Linked DNA regions of Homo sapiens: region 1 is linked to region 2. Evidence: read pairs that join two places in POLR2A ChIA-PET (ENCODE). Cell type or tissue: Panc1. All regions are shown on one strand. Links, peaks and the distances in the headings refer to the core of each region. The heading gives the core; the rest is flanking DNA. Region 1 overlaps LOC102723760 (a long non-coding RNA gene). Region 2 overlaps WDTC1 (WD and tetratricopeptide repeats 1).

Region 1 (8,332 bases), core at 192-8,191, 150 kb before region 2:
CTGAGATCCTCCACGGCCTGGAGAAGGTTATAACAACAGAACAATATCAGGAAACAGGCCTTGGGAGAAACCACATGGGAGAGCCGATGGCCAAGGCCCAGCCTGGGCAGGCAGTGTAGAATAATGGATAGTTAAATGCTGGGACTGCCGAACATGGGTAGCCACATGGTCTCCTTTCAGTGCTCTGGCACCACCGCTCACTAGTCATGAGACCCTGGGCAAATCAGTGCCTGTTCTACAGCTTCTTCCTCCATAAGGGGGGACAACAATAGTGTCAACCTCATGGGGCTCTCATGAAGATATTAGCCAATGTATGCGAAGCATTTACCACTGCCCCCAGCAAGTACCACATATATTTACCATCATTCTATTTATTTACATGCACCGAGGACCTCAAGAGTAGACTTTTGATGTTGGGAACCACATGAAGTTCTGCCTTCAGTCACAGAGAAAATTGACAGGCTGGAAAACAGACCCTCACATCCGTGAGATGGGTCCCACCATCAGACCAGCTGCTATGAATTTAATATTTGTAAATAAATCACATTGATGTGTATTGTATGTTAAAAGCCTTATCTTCTTCTTCCTCTTCTTTTTTTTTTTTTTTTTTTTTGAGACTGAGTCTCGCTCTGTCGACCTGGCTGTAGTTCAGTGGTGCAATCTCAGCTCACTGCAAGCTCCGCCTCCCGGGTTCACGCCATTCTCCTGCCTCAGCCTCCCGAGTAGCTGGGACTACAGGCACCTGCCACCACGCCCGGCTAATTTTTTGTATTTTTAGTAGAGATGGGGTTTCACCGTGTTAGCCAGGATAGTCTCGATCTCCTGACCTCGTGATCCGCCCGCTTCGGCCTTAAAAGCCTTGTCTTCTTAAAAATAATCAGTCAAGGCCAGGCGCGGTGGCTCACGCCTGTAATCCCAGCACTTTGGGAGGCTGAGGTGGGCGGATCACGAGGTCAGGAGATCAAGACCATTCTGGCTAACACGGTGAAACCCCGTCTCTACTAAAAATACATAAAATTAGCCGGGCGTGGTGGCGGGCGCCTGTAGTCCCAGCTACTCGGGAGGCTGAGGCAGGAGAATGGCGTGAACCCGGGAGGCGGAGCTTGCAGTGAGCTGAGATCGCGCCACTGCACTCCAGCCTGGGCGACAGAGCAAGACTCTCATCTCAAAAAAGAAAAAAAAAAATCAGTTAAAATACATAGCAATATTTGTAACCATGTTTGAGCAAGTCATTTTTTGTTTTTTGTTTTTTGTTTTTTTAAGATGGAGTTTCACTCTTGTTGCCCAGGCTGCAGTGCAATGGCGCGATCTCAGCTCACTACAACCTCTGCCTCCTGGGTTCAAGCGATTCTGCTGCCTCAGCCTCCCGAGTAGCTGGGATTACAGGCGCCTGCCACCATGCCCAGTTAATTTTTTGTATTTTTTGTAGACACAGGGTTTCACCATGTTGGCCAGGCTGGTCTCGAACTCTTGACCTCAGGTGATCCACCTGCTTCGGCCTCTAAAAGTGCTGGGATTACAGGCGTGAGCTACCACACCCGGCCAAGTCCTCATTTTTTAACCATTCCAGGCCCACACTGCTTTTGACTCGGAGAGGCCAGGTCTCTGCAGACCCTTCCCCTGCAGATCCAGGACAGCCTCAGGAAGCCTGGACCCTGGGTGGCATCTCCCCCTGCTTAAGCCATGTCTGCTCCCCAATCCCCTCCTTGAATCCTTTCACTAAAAGTGCCTGGAGTTTTATGGCACAAAATGCATGGCCCTAGGAAAGAATCTGCTCAGCCCCTATTAGCTGCGCATTATGAGCAAGTCACACCTTGTTTCTGTCTCTCGCTGTGTTCATGTATATGAAAGCTGGGTGGAGTCACATTACTTGCTTTGTAAGGTTTATTGTAAGGATGAAAAGGCCACTGTATGTCAAGCATAGTTCCTGGTACACAGTCAGCACGCAGTGACTGGGTTCATTTCCTTCTTTTGTTTTTTTTTTTTTTTGAGACAGAGTCTTGCTGTCACCTAGGCTAGAGTACAATGGTGCAATCATAGCTCACAGCAACCTCAAACTCCTGGGCTCAACCGATCCTCCAGCCTCGCCCTCCCGAGCAGCTTGGACTACAGGTACATGCCACCACACCTGACTAATTTTTAAAAATATTTTTGGTAGGGATAGGGTCTTACTATATTGCCCAGGCTGGTCTCAAACCCCTGGTCTTGATTGATTCTCTTGCCTGGGCCTCCCAAAGTATTGGGATTACAGGGGTAAGCCATTGTACTCAGCCGCTCCTTCTTTCATCATAATGTCACAGCCCAGCAAAGCCTTCTTCCAGTCTCCCCGGCACTCACTTCACCACTGCCTCCTTCTATTTCTCAAACACTGGCAGACACACTTCTGCCTCAGGGTCTTTGCACTTGCTATTCCTTCTGCCTGGAACACTCTTCCCCAGATATCCACATGGCTGGTTACCTGACCTCCTTCAAGCCTTTCTGCGAATCTCGCTTCCTGACATGGCCTACTATGTTATAATCCTATGTAATAGTGACACTTCCCCTGCCTGGCCACCACCACTACCACCCAGCCCCTTCCCCTGCTCCTTTTTTCTTCTTTGTATAGCATGTTTCACCTTCTCACATACAGTATAATTCTCCTATTTGTTACTTTTATTCTTTTTTTTTTTTTTTTGAGACAGAGTCTTGCTCTGTCACCCAGGCTGGAGTGCAATGGCATGATCTCGGCTCACTGCAACCTCCACCTGTTGGGTTCAAGCAATTCTCCTGCTTCAGCCTCCTGAGTAGCTGGGATTATAGGCGTGCGCCACCATGCCCAGCTAATTTTTTTTTTTTTTTTTTTGAGACGGAGTTTTGCTCTTGTTGCCCAGGCTGGAGTGCAATGGCGCAATCTTGGCTCACTGCAACCTCCGCCTCCTGGGTTCAAGTGATTCTCCCGCCTCAGCCTCCCTAGTAGCTGGGATTACAGGCACCCGCCACCATGCCCAGATAATTTTTTTTTATTTTTAATAAAGACGGGGTTTCACCATGGCCAGGCTGGTCTCGAACTCCTGACCTCAGGCAATCCACCTGCCTCGGCCTCCCAAAGTGCTGGGATTACAGGCATGAGCCACTGCACCCGGCCTAATTTTTGTATTTTTAGTGGAGACGGGGTTTCACCATGTTGGTCAGGCTGGTCTCGAACTCCTGACCTCGTGATCCACCCGCCTCTGCCTCCCAAAGTGCCAGGATTACAGGTGTGAGCCACCGCGCCCGGCCTATTACCTTTTTTTTTTTTTTTTTTTTTTACTGCATTTTTCTCCCTTCAGAATGTGAGCTCAGCTAGGGCAGGGACCACGTCTATCTCATCCATCACTGTTTCTCCACCATGTAGAACAATGCCCAGTGCATATTGGTACTCAATAAATATTTGCTGAGTGAATGAATCACAGAATGCATTATTTGCACATGAGAAAACCAAGACTCCCAGAGGAGAATTGCTTGTCTGAGGCCATAGAGCTGGGAAGAAGAGGAGCCAGGTTTGGATGCAGGTCTGCCTAACTCTGAAGTCCAGGCTTTTCCCAGTTCTCCAGGCTGATAGCTACCATGAAAAAGCATGTACATGTTGGGTAACTAGAAGAGAGTTCGGAGGTTGGTAAGGAGTTGGAATTTAGGATCCAGCGAATTGCCTTTAAGCTAAGTTCATAATTTTACAATAAACATTTAGTGAGTTCCTACTATGTGCAACTCCCTGTGCTTTCTGCTGGAGGAAAATCAATAATGGATTTGATAAACACCTATCGGCAACCTTGACACCCTAATGTTCACTGACTGGATGTCCCACAGGCACCTCCATCAACTTCACCCACCATCTTCCACTAAACTTGCCCCCATTCTACACTGTCAGAATCCTGTGTGTGTGTGTGTGTGTGTGTGTGTGTGTACTGGAAAAGTTAGGATTTAGCAGATCTGAGGGAACGGGTCCGGGATTGACTTTTTTTTTTTTTTTTTTGAGACGGAGTTTTGCTCTTGTCTCCCAGCTGCAGTGGCACAATCTCGGCTCACTGCTCACTGCAACTTCCGCCTCTTGGGTTCAAGGGCTTCTCCTGTCTCAGCCTCCCGCGTAGCTGGGATTACAACAAGCACCTGCCACCACGCTCAGCTAATTTTTTTGTATTTTTAGTAGAGATGGGGTTTCACCATGTTGATCAGGCTGGTCTTGAACTTCTGACCTCAGGTGATCTGCCCATCTCGGCCTCCCAAAGTGCTGGGATTACAGGCGTGAGCCACCACCCTCAGCCTACACAGCTTTCAGGAAGAGCTGTCTGAGCCATGTTCATCCCCTGTTTAGACAGGCACATACCCCATCCCAGCATGGCACTCAAAGTCCTGCACACGATTTGGCCCACAAACCTTTTTTTCCCCTAATTATTTGTAAGAAAATTTAAAAGTATAAAGGTAATATAGCAAACATCCAAATTCAGAATTATCAGCTGTAACAGTTTGTTATATTTACTTTCAATAATATATGTATATTTTGGCCAGACACAGTAGCTCACTCCAGTAATCCCAGCACCTTAGAAGGCTGAGGTGGGAGGATCACTTGAGGCCAGGAGTTCAAGACCAGCCTAGGCAACATAGGGAGAATCTGTGTCTACAAAATAATTTATGTATTTATTTATTTGTTGTTGTTGGTGGTGGTGGTGGTGTTTTGAGAAGGTCTCACTCTCTCGCCCAGGCTAGAGTGTAGTGGTGTGATTATAGCTCACTGTAGCCTCAAACTCCTGGACTCTAGCCATCCTCCCACCCCAGCTTCCTGAGTAACTAAGACTACAGGTGCATGCCACCATGCCCAGCTAATTTTCTTATTTTTATTTTTAGTAGAGATGAGGTCTTGCTATGTTGCCCAGGCTGATCTTAAGCTCCTGCACTCAGGCAATCCTCCTGCCTCAGCCTCCCAAAGTGCTGAGATTACAGGCATGAGCCACTGTGCCTGGCAAAATAATTTCAAAATTAGCCAGGCATGGCGGTATGCACCTGTAGTCTCTACTACTTGGGAAGCTGAGGCGGGAGGATCACTTAGAGCCCAGAAGTTCAAGGTTACAGTGAGCTATGATCATGCCACTGCACTCCAGCTTGGGCAACATAGCAGGACTCTATCTCCTAAAAAAACTGGCCAGGTGCTGTGGCTCACGCCTGTAATCCCAGCACTTTGGGAGGCCAAGGAAGACAGATCACCTGAGGTCAGGAGTTCAAGACCAGTTTGGCCAACATGCTGAAACTCCATCTCTACTAAAAATACAAAAATTAGCTAGGCGTGGTGGTGCTTGCCTGTAGTCCCAGCTACTCGGGAGGCTGAGACATGAGAATTGCTTGAACCTGGGAGGTGGAGGTTGCAGTGAGCTGAGATCGCACAACTGCACTCCAGCCTGGGTGTCAGAGTGAGACTCCATCACAAAAAGAAAAACAAACCGAAAAACAAACAAAAAACTGCCCTATATGTGTGTGTGTGTACGTTTTTGATGTGTTTTACAGATATCTGTACAATTTTTATCAAATTTTAAAGTCTTTTAAACTATCAGTTACACTTTTCTCCCTTCCTGCTGCCCCAGGCAACATCTATCATAAGTATAATGTGTTATCTTAACACTTTAACACACATCTCTTCATCCCCCACCCACTCCCAGCACTGCCAAATGCTTAAGAGAGTTGTCTACATTGCCTGCATTGTTTTTCTCTCCCATTGTCTCCAACTGATCCGTGGGCTTGCCCTCTCATATGCTGTCCCTAATCTGCTCTTGGCCAGGTGCAGTGGCTCATGCCGGTAATCCCAGCACTTTGGGACACTGAGGTGGGAGGATCGCTTGAGCCCAGGAGTTTGAGGCCAGCCTAGGCAAATAGGGAGACTCCTATCTCTAAAAAAAAAAAAAAAAAAAAAAAAAAATATATATATATATATATATATATAAAATAAATAAAATAGGCCAGGTGCAGTGGCTCATGCCTGTAATCCCAGCACTTTGGAAAGCCAGGATGGGCGGATCACCTGAAGTCAGGAGCTCGAGACCAGCCTGGCCAACATAGTGAAACCCCGTCTCTACTAAAAATACAAAAATTAGCTGGATGTGGTGGCAGGCACCTGTAATCCCAGCTACTCTGGAGGCTGAGGCATGAGAATCGCTTGAATCCAGGAGGCGGAGATTGCAGTGAACCAAGATCGTGCCACTGCACTCCAGCCTGGGTGACAGAGTGAGACTCTGTCTCAATAAATAAATAAATACATAAATATATAAATACATAAATAAATAGCTGCCCTTGTCAATGTTGCCAGTGACCCTCCATGTTGTTCTATCATATGGTCATTTCTCGATCCTCATCTTTCTTTCCCCATCAGCAGACTTCAACATATATAATCACTTGCTCCTTCTGAGAACACTTTCTTCAAATAGCTTATGAGACCCCGCAACCTTCTGGCTTTCCTCCCACTTCATTGGCTGTTCCTTCTCAATTTCCCTTTGTTGATTCCTCCTCCTTCTCTCCTTTTTCCCCCTCTGCCACAACCTCTAAATACTGAGGGCCCCAGGGCTTGGTTCTTGCCTTTTCACTGCTCTGTCTACATTCTTTTCTCTGATGACCTCATCTATTCTCATGATTTCAAGCCCCATCTATATGAGGACAACTCATAGATTTCTATCTCTAGCCCAGTTCCCTACTGTAAACTCCAGACTCCTGCATCCAACTGAACATTCAACATTTTTACCTGGTCGTGCAACAGGCATCTCAAAATCAGCATGTCCAAAACTGAACTCCAGACCTTTCCAACCCCTCCCCAAACCTGCTTCTCCCACTGTCTTCCCCATCCAAGAGATAGCCTCTCCATCTTCCCACTTACTCTGGCCAAAAACTTGAGTCATCCTTGGCTCCTTTCTGTCATATCAATCCTCCACAAATAGTGTCAATTCAATCTTCAAAATATTTCCAGAATCCATCCATTTCTGACCACCTCCATTGCCCACTCTGGTCCAAGCAGTGCCATTTTCCCCACCCAGATTATTGTTTCAACAAAGCAGCCAGAAGGATCCCTTTAAAAGCCTAAGTCAGATGGTGTCATCCCCTGCCAGACCCCCACCTCGGGGTCCTTATTATGACCTACGAAGCCCCACCCAGTCTACTCCCACCTCTCTCTCTGGCCTCCTCTCCTTTATTCCTTCCTCTTCCCTTTTCTCTCCACGTTAACCACCCTGGCTTCCTTCCTATTTATTCCTTAAATACTCCAGGTTTACCCCTTTCAGAGCCTTTGAGCTTACTGTTTCCCCCAGATAGCTACATGGTTTCCTCCTTCACTTCCTTGCTATCTTTGCACAAATGTCTCTCAGTGAGGCATTCCCTGACCAGTCTATTTTTTTTTTGAGATGGAGTCTCGCTCTGTTGCCTAGGTTGGAGTGCAGTGGCTTAACCTTGGCTCACTGCAACCTCCACCTCCCAGATTCAAGCGATTCTCCTGCCTCAGCCTCCCGAGTAGCCAGGATTATAGGCGTGCGCCACCATGCCCGGCTAATTTTTATATTTTTAGTAGAGACAGGAGTTTCACCATGTTGGCCAAGCCTGGTCTCGAACTCCCAACCTCAGGTGATCCACCCGCCTCGGCCTCCCAAAGTGGTGGGATTACAGGCGTGAGCCACCGTGCCCGGCTGTACTGTATATTTCTATTGCCTGTGTTGACCCACTAGACTGTAAGCTCCTCAATGGCAGAAATTTGAGGCAGTAGAGCATAATGATTAATAGGGCTAACTTGGATCCAAACTGTATGGATTCGAATGCTGTCTCTACCACTATCATTTCTTTTCTTTTCTTTCTTTCTTTTTTTTTTTTTTGAGAGGTCTCACTCTATTGCCCAGGCTGGGCAGTGGCACAATCATGGCTCAGTGCATCCTTGACCTCCTGGGTTCAAGCAATCCTCCTGCCTCAGCCACCCGAATTGCTGGTACTACAGGCCTGGATAATTTTGTATTTTTAGTGGAAACGGGGTTTCACCATGTTGGCCAGGCTGGTCTCAAACTCCTGACCTTAGGTGATCCACCTGCCTCGGCCTTCCAAAGTGCTGGGATTACAGGCGTGAGCCACCACGCCCAGCCTTAATGTTTTATTTTTTGTAGAGATGAGACCTTGTTATGTTGCCCAGGCTGGCCTAAAACTCCTGAGCTCAAGCAGTCTTCCTTCCTCGACCTCCCAAAGTGCTGAGATTACAGGCATGAGCCACTGTCTCCAGCCTCTACCACTGTCTAGTCATGTGACCTTTGGCAAGTTATTTAACTTCACTGCACCCCAGTGTCTTAATCTAAAAGATGGGGTA
Region 2 (8,332 bases), core at 143-8,142:
CACAAGGACACTTAGGACAGTGGAGTCCCCTCCACTCCCAGGGTGGGTAGCCAGGGAAGCTGGCTTGGTGCCTCCCCTTCCCCTCTGCCCTACTGCTTCCCTCTTCCCAGCTGGCAAAACAAAAGTCAAGTGGTATGTCTGATTCCCAAGATAATTTGCTGTGACTTTTAAAGAGAGGACCCCTATAGGCTTCCCCATTGAGAGGAGAGGAGAAAGAAAGATGAAGCAAGAGTTGTGGCAACAAAACAGAATGGGGTGGGGAAGTTGTATCTGCCCCTTGTCCCAGGTATCCCAGTATGTGTGTCCAACATATCCTGGTGTGTACTGTCCCCCACGTATATCCCAGCATGTTATGACCTGCCTGTATATCCTGAGGTGGCGTATCTCCCATATATATTCCAGCGTGAGCACCCCCAACAATATGTAGCCAAGGTTGTGTGTTCCCCTCCACCATATACACCTCCTGGCATGTATGTGTACCTCCCCCTATAGATAGTTTAGTCTGTGTATTTCCCTCCCCCTCCCCTATACGTGTACCCTGGTGCCTCTCCCTCCCTGAGCCCCACGTGTGTCACCCCTTTCTCCACCACAGAGTGAAGACCTCACAGGCCGAGTCGTGGAAGATATGGAGGGTGCTTCACAGGCCAACCAGCGGCGCATGAATGCAGACCCGTTGGAGGTGATGCTGCTCAACATGGGCTACCGGATCACGGGCCTGAGCAGTGGGGGTGCCGGGGCCTCTGATGATGAGGACAGCTCTGAGGGCCAGGTGCAGTGCCGGCCCAGCTAGACCCTCCAGCCCTGGTCCCCAGCCCCTGCTACTGGCTGGACCCTCTGCCCTGGGCAGGAGGTCAGGGGATTCTGTTTTGGTTTGTCTTCCCCACCACCCTTTTTTTTCATTTCCCCTGTTTTGTTTGTTAGTTTGGCGTTAGGGGTGGAGGTTGCTACAACTTGCTGGCTTTCGGACTCTGGGCTGATTGTCCCCTGACTATCCCCAGCCCTGAAAAAAAGAGCAGGAGGGGACACCCCTCCATATGCCCCCCCCCATCTCCTGCTTTCATGTCCCTGGAGGGCTCTGGCCTGCCTCAAAACCCCTTCTGCCTCAGGTGGGGAGGAACAAGCTGAACTGTCTTCAGGGACTGTCCTGCCCTTTAGCTGGCAGCAGCAGGAGGAGTGGGATTCCCAATTGGTAAGGGCTCGCCTTGGCCTGTTGCCACTCTTGCTCCCTAGCCTGCAAGGCTAGCTCCCCTGTGGTCTTCAGGAAAGGTTTTGAAAAAGGATGGGTCCCACCCTCCCTCCAGAGCCACCAGTGTTAGAGCGGAGCCCAAAGGAAGGATGGGAGCCCTGGAGTGGGCAAGACCAGGCCACCTGCTGAGGTCGCTGTGGAGCACCCTCGCTCCTCTCCTGGCTACTAGCTCTGGCCCTGCACCTACTCTCACTGGCCACCTCTGGAGGCTCTGCCTTTCCCAAGGGCCCTGGCAGAGGGTGGGGCACTGCACCTTACCCCACCCATCCATGCCAGCACTTCTGCACTACGGCCATTCTCCTCTTGGGCGCTCCTCAGCCTCACTGTGACCTTTCTGCCAGAGCTCCCAGCCAGGCCTACTCTGCTGAGGTGGCGCTTCCTGCTAAGGGCCCTTCTCTGCCCTTTCTGCCCTCCTTCCCATCCCACATGCTGAGCCGCCACAAAGACCAAAGAAGTGATGGCTTTTCTCTGTCCCCTGCTGCTCTGAGGGGAGAGGGGTGGGTCTCCTGAGCCACTCAGATGGGAAAGTCCCTTACTCGGCCCCTCCCTCCCCAGCAGCCCCAAGCTTTACACTGGATGCAGCGATCAACCCACCACTCACCAGGCCTCTCCTCCCCTCTGCCCCCGGCTCTTAGCTCCAGCTGCTCCAGGTAGTTGGTTCATCCTTCCCCCTCTCTCCCTCCCTGCTTCCCCTTCAGTGCTTACTTGGCTCCAGCCCTCCAGCTGCAGCCCCTGGGGAAAAGCAGCCTCCCTTCTCCTCTCCCTCCACTCCCTCGCTCCCTCCCTCAGCCCCTGTCTCTGCCAGGTGCCTCCTCTCAGTCAGGCTTCAGAGCAGCCCTGGAGACAGGAGGGCCATGTTAAAAGCTTTTTCACAGTTTTAAGAAGACAAGTGGAGGGTGAGGATAGTGGTGGGGGGTCTGGCACCATCTCATTGCTTTAATCCCAGCAACACAGGTGGCAGCTTCTCCCCCTTCCTTCCCACCCCAGTCCCTCTTCCCACCCCTCTCTTCTAGCTTGGTAATGAAGTATATTTATTGGTGAAGGAAACAGCTGCTGCTGCTTCTCCTGCTGCTGGGACCTGCTCCCCTGTCTCTTCTCCGTGACCTTTCTCTAGCCAGGGAGAAGGGAGAGCAGGAGTATTGGGGCTGGGCCCTGGGGCCCAAGGACCAGCTGGGTCCCCTTTGCTTTCTTGTGTTCCAGCCACCTGCCATTTCCTCCCTGCCTCCCACCCTCCCTCCCTGCCCCCTGTCCTGCTTCCCACCCCCTGCCTGCCCAGCCTGGGCCCTGCAGTGTGGAGAGACACATAAGCCTTACTGTCCTCTGGGGGCAGGAGCCGAGCCTTTTTGTTGCTCCGCTCCCAGGAGAGTGAGGGTGACGCAATTGATTAAAACCATTTTGTTCTAGGTGTGGCTGGTGGCATTTGTGGGGTGCAGATGGGTCTTGGAACCAAAGTGAGGGCACCTGGTCCCTCACCTCTGTAGCTCTATGACTTAGTAACCACACCTCTACTGGACAGAATGAGGCCTGCCTTGAAGGGTCACCGTGAGCAGCGGCCACCCAGCCCAGCAGGGCTGAGTGCAGAGCCCAGCTCTCATGGCTGTGATTTGTAATCATCAGCTTTCACTCTCTGGCTGTTTTCTCATCAGTAAAATAAGGGACTTGGAATCTTAGTGGTTTTTCAAACCATTTTACATTGTGACCCAATATACACATGATTACTTGTAGATATGTGTGTGTGTATATATATATAAAAAAAATGAACAAAAGTTTTACACAATAATATTTACCCTTGCTACATGCAGTGTACTCTGCTTACCCTTCTGTTTTATTAGGGAAAAAAATATGGCTATAACCCACTAAATTGATTTCACATATGCAAGTTTTTGAAGTGCCCTGGATTAGATAATCTCTTAGACTATAGGTTCCTGAACTTTCTTAGCTCACAGCACCATTACCATCTCAGTAATTTTTTCATGGAGCCTCTAAGCCAAAAGAAATAACAGTTCAATTTATTAAGTAGTTAAGTCCAAATCACTTAAAAAGTATTTATGTCCTAACAAGTTAGTTGCCATTTAAAAAATAATACACCTGAATTGGAAGAAACAATATTTATTTCATTCTTTTTTTTTTTTTTTTTTTTTGAGACGGAGTCTTGCTCTGTTGCCCAGGCTGGAGTGCAGTGGCATGATCTCAGCTCACTGCAACCACCGCCTCCCGGGTTCAAGTGATTCTCCTACCTCAGCCTCCCAAGTAGCTGGGATTACAGGCATGTGCCACCATGCCCAGCTATTTTTTTTTTTTTGCATTTTTATTTATTTTTTATTTTTTATTTTTTTTTTGAGACAGTTTCGTTTTTGTCGCCCAGGCTGGAGTGCAATTGTGCAATTGCGGCTCACTGCAACCTCCGCCTCCTGGGTTCAAGCGATTCTCCTGCCTCAGCCTCCCAAGTAGCTGGGATTACAGGTGCCCGCCACCACACCCAGCTAATTTTTTGTATTTTTAGCAGAGATGGGGTTTCACCACCTTGGCCAGGCTGGTCTCAAACTCCTGACCTCAGGTGATCTGCCCGCCTCAACCTCCCAAAGTGCTGGGATTACAGGTGTGAGCCACCGCGCCCAGCCTTCATTCTTAAACAACTGCAATTACTAATGGGATCTATGCTGCCCATTGGGCACTGAACAACTTGTTAAATTTTCTAATCAAAGCAAACACTGCTGCCTTCATTTCCTGTCCCACATTGATTTTCATTTGCTTTTTATCACAGCAACCACTAAAGACCCAGCTTCTTTTTTTTTTTTTTTTTTTTTTTTGAGGCGGAGTCTTGCTCTGTTGCCCAGGCTGGAGTGCAGTGGTGCGATTTCGGCTCACCGCAAGCTCCACCTTCTGAGTTCATGCCATTCTCCTGCCTCAGCCTCCTGAGTAGCTGGGACTACAGGCAGCTGCCACCAGACCTGGCTTATTTTTTATGTTTTTAGTAGAGATGGGGTTTCACCACGTTAGCCAAGATGGTCTCGCTCTCCTGACCTTGTGGTCCACCCGCCTCGGCCTCCCAAAGTGCTGGGATTACAGGCATGAGCCACTGCGCCCGGCCAAGACCCAGCTTCTTAAAGATGACATCATCAAAAGGATTGTGGCATAATGTAATAATGGAACTGTGAACTACCTTGAGCTAATAGTTCTCTCATTAGCCAAAGATGTTGAATATCTTTCAAAATATCCTACTTTGCCCCCTGTGAATTTGCTGTGGGTGCCCTCAGGCACCTTGATGCACAGTTGGGGAACTATGGTTTAGTCTGTGGGAATAGCAGTTCCACTACTGAAACTACTGAGAGGTCCTGCCGGAAACACAATAGGTGGTATTATAAAACAGATACTGTGGGCTGGTATCATTCCTCTGTGTACCCAAATTAACGTCTGCAGAAGCTTCTTGAAGGCATTTCCAGACCAGACAAAGGAAGGACAATGTTCCAGACCAGGGAGTAGTGCAGAGTCTCAGGTTCCTTCATGAACCCTGAGTGACTCCATCTGGCTGGATTGTAGAGGGTAGACTGGAGGAGCAGTCAAACTGAAGGACTTCCTATGGCTGGTGAGAGACCACAGACTCAATCCTGTAGGCAAGGGAGGCATTGGAAGACTTCACGAGGGTCTCCATTTCATTTGGAGTTGGTACTCCATTTTTTAAAAAATTAATAGCCTTTACTTTCTAGAGCAGTTTTAGGCTTACAGAAAATTGAGCAGATAGTATAATGAGTTTCATATAACCCTCTTTCCCCAGCTCAATTTTCCCAATTATTAACATCTTGCATTAGTGTGTTGTTGTAATTAATGAACCAATATTGATACATTATGATAACTGAAGTCCATAGTTTACATTACGGTTCACTCTTTGTGTTGCAAAGTTCTATGGGTTTTGACAAATGCATGTCTCGTATCCACCATTACATTGTCATACAGAATAGTTTCACTGTTCTAAAAGCACCTTGTCCTCCACGTATTCAGCCCTCATTAGCATCCCCCCAAAAAAGTACTTAGGAATAAATCTAACAACATATGTACAAGGTTTGTATGAGCAAAACTACAAAACTGATAAAAGAAACCAAGGAAGATCAAGTAAATGGAGAGATGGTCCATGTTCACGGATAGGAAAACTCAATATTAGGATGTCAGTTCTTTCCAACTTGATCTATAGCTTCAATGTGATCCTGGTCATAGTCCCAGCAAGTTATTTTGTGAGTATCACCAACTGATCCTAAAGTTTACATGAAAATGTAGCAGACCCAGAATAGTTCCACTGTTCCACCTCCTTCTGCCTCTCCTGGTGCCGTTTGTGTGCTCATTCATTCTGTGCAGACCTGGTGCCTCATTGGTGAAGTAGCAGCTGAGGAGACTCCAGCACTCGTGTGGCTGATGAAAAGCCCAAGGAAGGAGTCAAGACTGAGAATAACAATCTTATTAATTTGAAGGTAATGGGGCAGGATTGTTCCATGGTGCAGTTTAAAATTAAAAGTCATATACCGGCCGGGTATGGTGGCTCACACCTGTAATCCCAGCACTTTGGGAGGCCAAGGTGGGTGGATCACCTGAGGTCTGGAGTTTGAGACCAGCCTGACCAATATGGTGAAACCCCGTCTCTACTAAAAATACAAAAAAATAGCTGGACATGGTGGTATGTGCCTGTAGTCTCAGCTACTTGGGAAGCTGAGGCAGGAGAATTGCTTGAACCCGGGAGGCGGAGGTTGCAGTGAGCCGAGATCGCGCCACTGCCCTCCAGCCTGGGTGACAGAACGAGATGCCATCTCATAAAAGAAAAAAAAAGAGTCATATACCACTTAGTAGAGTAATGAAAGTCTATTGTGAATGACAGAGTTTGTCAGTGAGGCAGATCAGATTCTAATTTGACAGGCAACCAGTCAATGAAACAGACACACCTGCACAGTTGGAAATGGAGGATGAAGATACAATTGATGTGTTTCAGCAACAGACAAGAAGTGTCTACTGAAAAAGGAACCTGCTTCTTTACTCTAGAACTTTGTTCTTATAGACCAAGATTACATTCTCAATTAGAAAACTGCAATTTGGTTCCACCACATCATGACTATTACTATAGTATAGTTTTCTCTATTCTTTTATTTTTCCCTTACCCATTCCCTTATTGTACATAAAATAATGGGTGTATGTTCACAAGCATTTTGCTGTTTTAAATATTAAATGGCCAATGACATCCACTTGATGTCAATCAAAACATATCTGTGGGGAAAAATACCGATTCTTGAAAATTACCTCCCTTTCTCCATCAGTGGCATGCTCATTCAACTCTTATCTTACATTGCAATGTTATTTTGTTCTCACTATTTTAACAAAAAAAAAAAATCCTTGCATACCTTATTCAATTGGAGAATTTTAATGTTTTTCATTTATCATTGTAAAACCAAGGACAATTTTATAACTTTTCGTGTATATAGCTCTTACATGTAGGGCAATCTGTCTTTAACTAGAGATAAATTACTCTTAAAAAAAAATCCTAAATAGTTTTCCTTTAAAGTCAAGCATCTTGTTGTTTAAATAAACTTCTTGTTAAAAATGGAGAAAAAGAAGAAAGACCCAGAATAACCAACATAATACTTACGAAAAACAAATTCAGAGGATTAACACTCCTGACTTCAAGACTTACTATCAAGCTACAATAATCAAGACAGTGTGGTACTGGCAAAAGAATAGACAAATAGGCCAATGGAACAAATAGAGAACCCAGGAATAGACACACACAAATACAGTCAGCTGATCTTTGACAAGGCAGTAAAGTCAATTCAATGGAGAAACGATAGTCTTATCAACAAACAGTGATGGAACAACTGGACATCCATATGCAAAAAAAAAAATCTAAACACTGACCTAACACTGTTTACAAAAGTTAACTCAAAATAGATGACAGACCTCCTAAATTTAAAATACAAAACTATGAAACTTCTAGAAGATAACATAGGAAAAAAATCCAACTTGATCTATAGCTTTAACATAATCCGAGTTGCAGTCCCAGCCACTTATTTTGTTGGATTTGGCAATGAGTTTTTAGATACAACACCAAAACCTCAATCCATGAAAGAAAAAAATTGGCAAGTTGGACTTCATTAAAATAAAAAATTTCTCAGTTAAAGACACAGTGGAGAGAATGAAAAGAAAAGCCAAGGACTGGGAGACATATTTGTAAAACACAGATAAAGGATTTGTATTCGAAATACACAACTTTTTTTTTTTTTTTTTTGAGACGGAGTCTTGCTCTGTCACCCAGGCTGGAATGCAGTGGCACAATCTCAGCTCACTGCAAGCTCTGCCTCCCGGGTTCATGCTATTCTCCTGCCTCAGCTTCCCGAGGAGCTGGGACTAAAGGCGCCCGCCACCACACCTGTCTAATTTTTTGTATTTTTAGTAGAGACAGGGTTTCATCATGTTAGCCAGGATGGTCTCGATCTCCTGACCTCGTGATCTGCCCGCCTTGGCCTCCCAAAGTGCTGTGATTACAGGCATGAGCCACTGCGCCTGGCCAAGAACTCTTAAAACTCAACAATATGGAAACAACCCAATTTCAAAATGGGCAAAAGATCCAAACACCACACCAAAGATGATTTACAGGTGACTAGTAAGCATATGAAAAGATTTTTAACATTATGTCATCAGGGAATTGCAAATTAAAACAATGAGATACCGTTGCACATTGCACACTTACTAGGATAGCTAAAATGTTAAAACTGTCCACAGCAAATGCTGACAAGGATGTAGAGGAACAGGAACTCTCATTCATTGGCAGAGGAAATGCAAAACAGTACAGCCACTTTGGAAGACAGTTTGGCAGTTTCTTACAAAGCTAAACATACTCTTACCATACAATGCAGCAGTCGCTCTGCTTGTATTTAACTAAAAGGGTTGAAAACATGACCATGTAAAAACCTGTACATGAATGTTTATATCAGCTTTATTCATGATTGCCAAAACTGGAAGCAACCAAGATGCCCCTCAAAAGGTGAATGGAGGCCAGGTGCGGTGGCTCACGCCGATAATCCCAGCACTTTGGGAGGCTGAGGCAGGTGG

Evidence for each region. ChIA-PET counts read pairs that join two places held together with the same protein. Peaks named below come from ENCODE experiments on the same cell type or tissue, not always from the same donor. Only the 100,000 strongest peaks of a DNase experiment are listed, where the experiment ranks them.
Region 1: POLR2A ChIA-PET joins it to region 2 with 11 read pairs; 9 of 35 experiments call an interaction of 5 or more read pairs at or near these places.

The regions. Positions count from the first base shown.
Region 1 is chr1:27,159,900-27,168,231 of GRCh38, forward strand. LOC102723760 (a long non-coding RNA gene) reads left to right here. Exons shown (of 3, transcript XR_426674.4): 3 at 390-569. Among named protein-coding and RNA genes, the nearest start is that of SLC9A1, 8.9 kb to the left of the region's middle. In Panc1, for the core only: no CTCF peak of the experiment used is centred there; DNase peaks (open chromatin) are centred at 3,432 and 6,617.
Region 2 is chr1:27,305,594-27,313,925 of GRCh38, forward strand. It overlaps WDTC1 (WD and tetratricopeptide repeats 1), which reads left to right. Exons shown (of 16, transcript NM_001276252.2): 16 at 593-3,043. The coding sequence ends at 790. Among named protein-coding and RNA genes, the nearest start is that of TMEM222, 12 kb to the right of the region's middle. RefSeq lists enhancers at 1,663-2,188, 2,189-2,714, 2,715-3,239. In Panc1, for the core only: no CTCF peak of the experiment used is centred there; no DNase peak of the experiment used is centred there.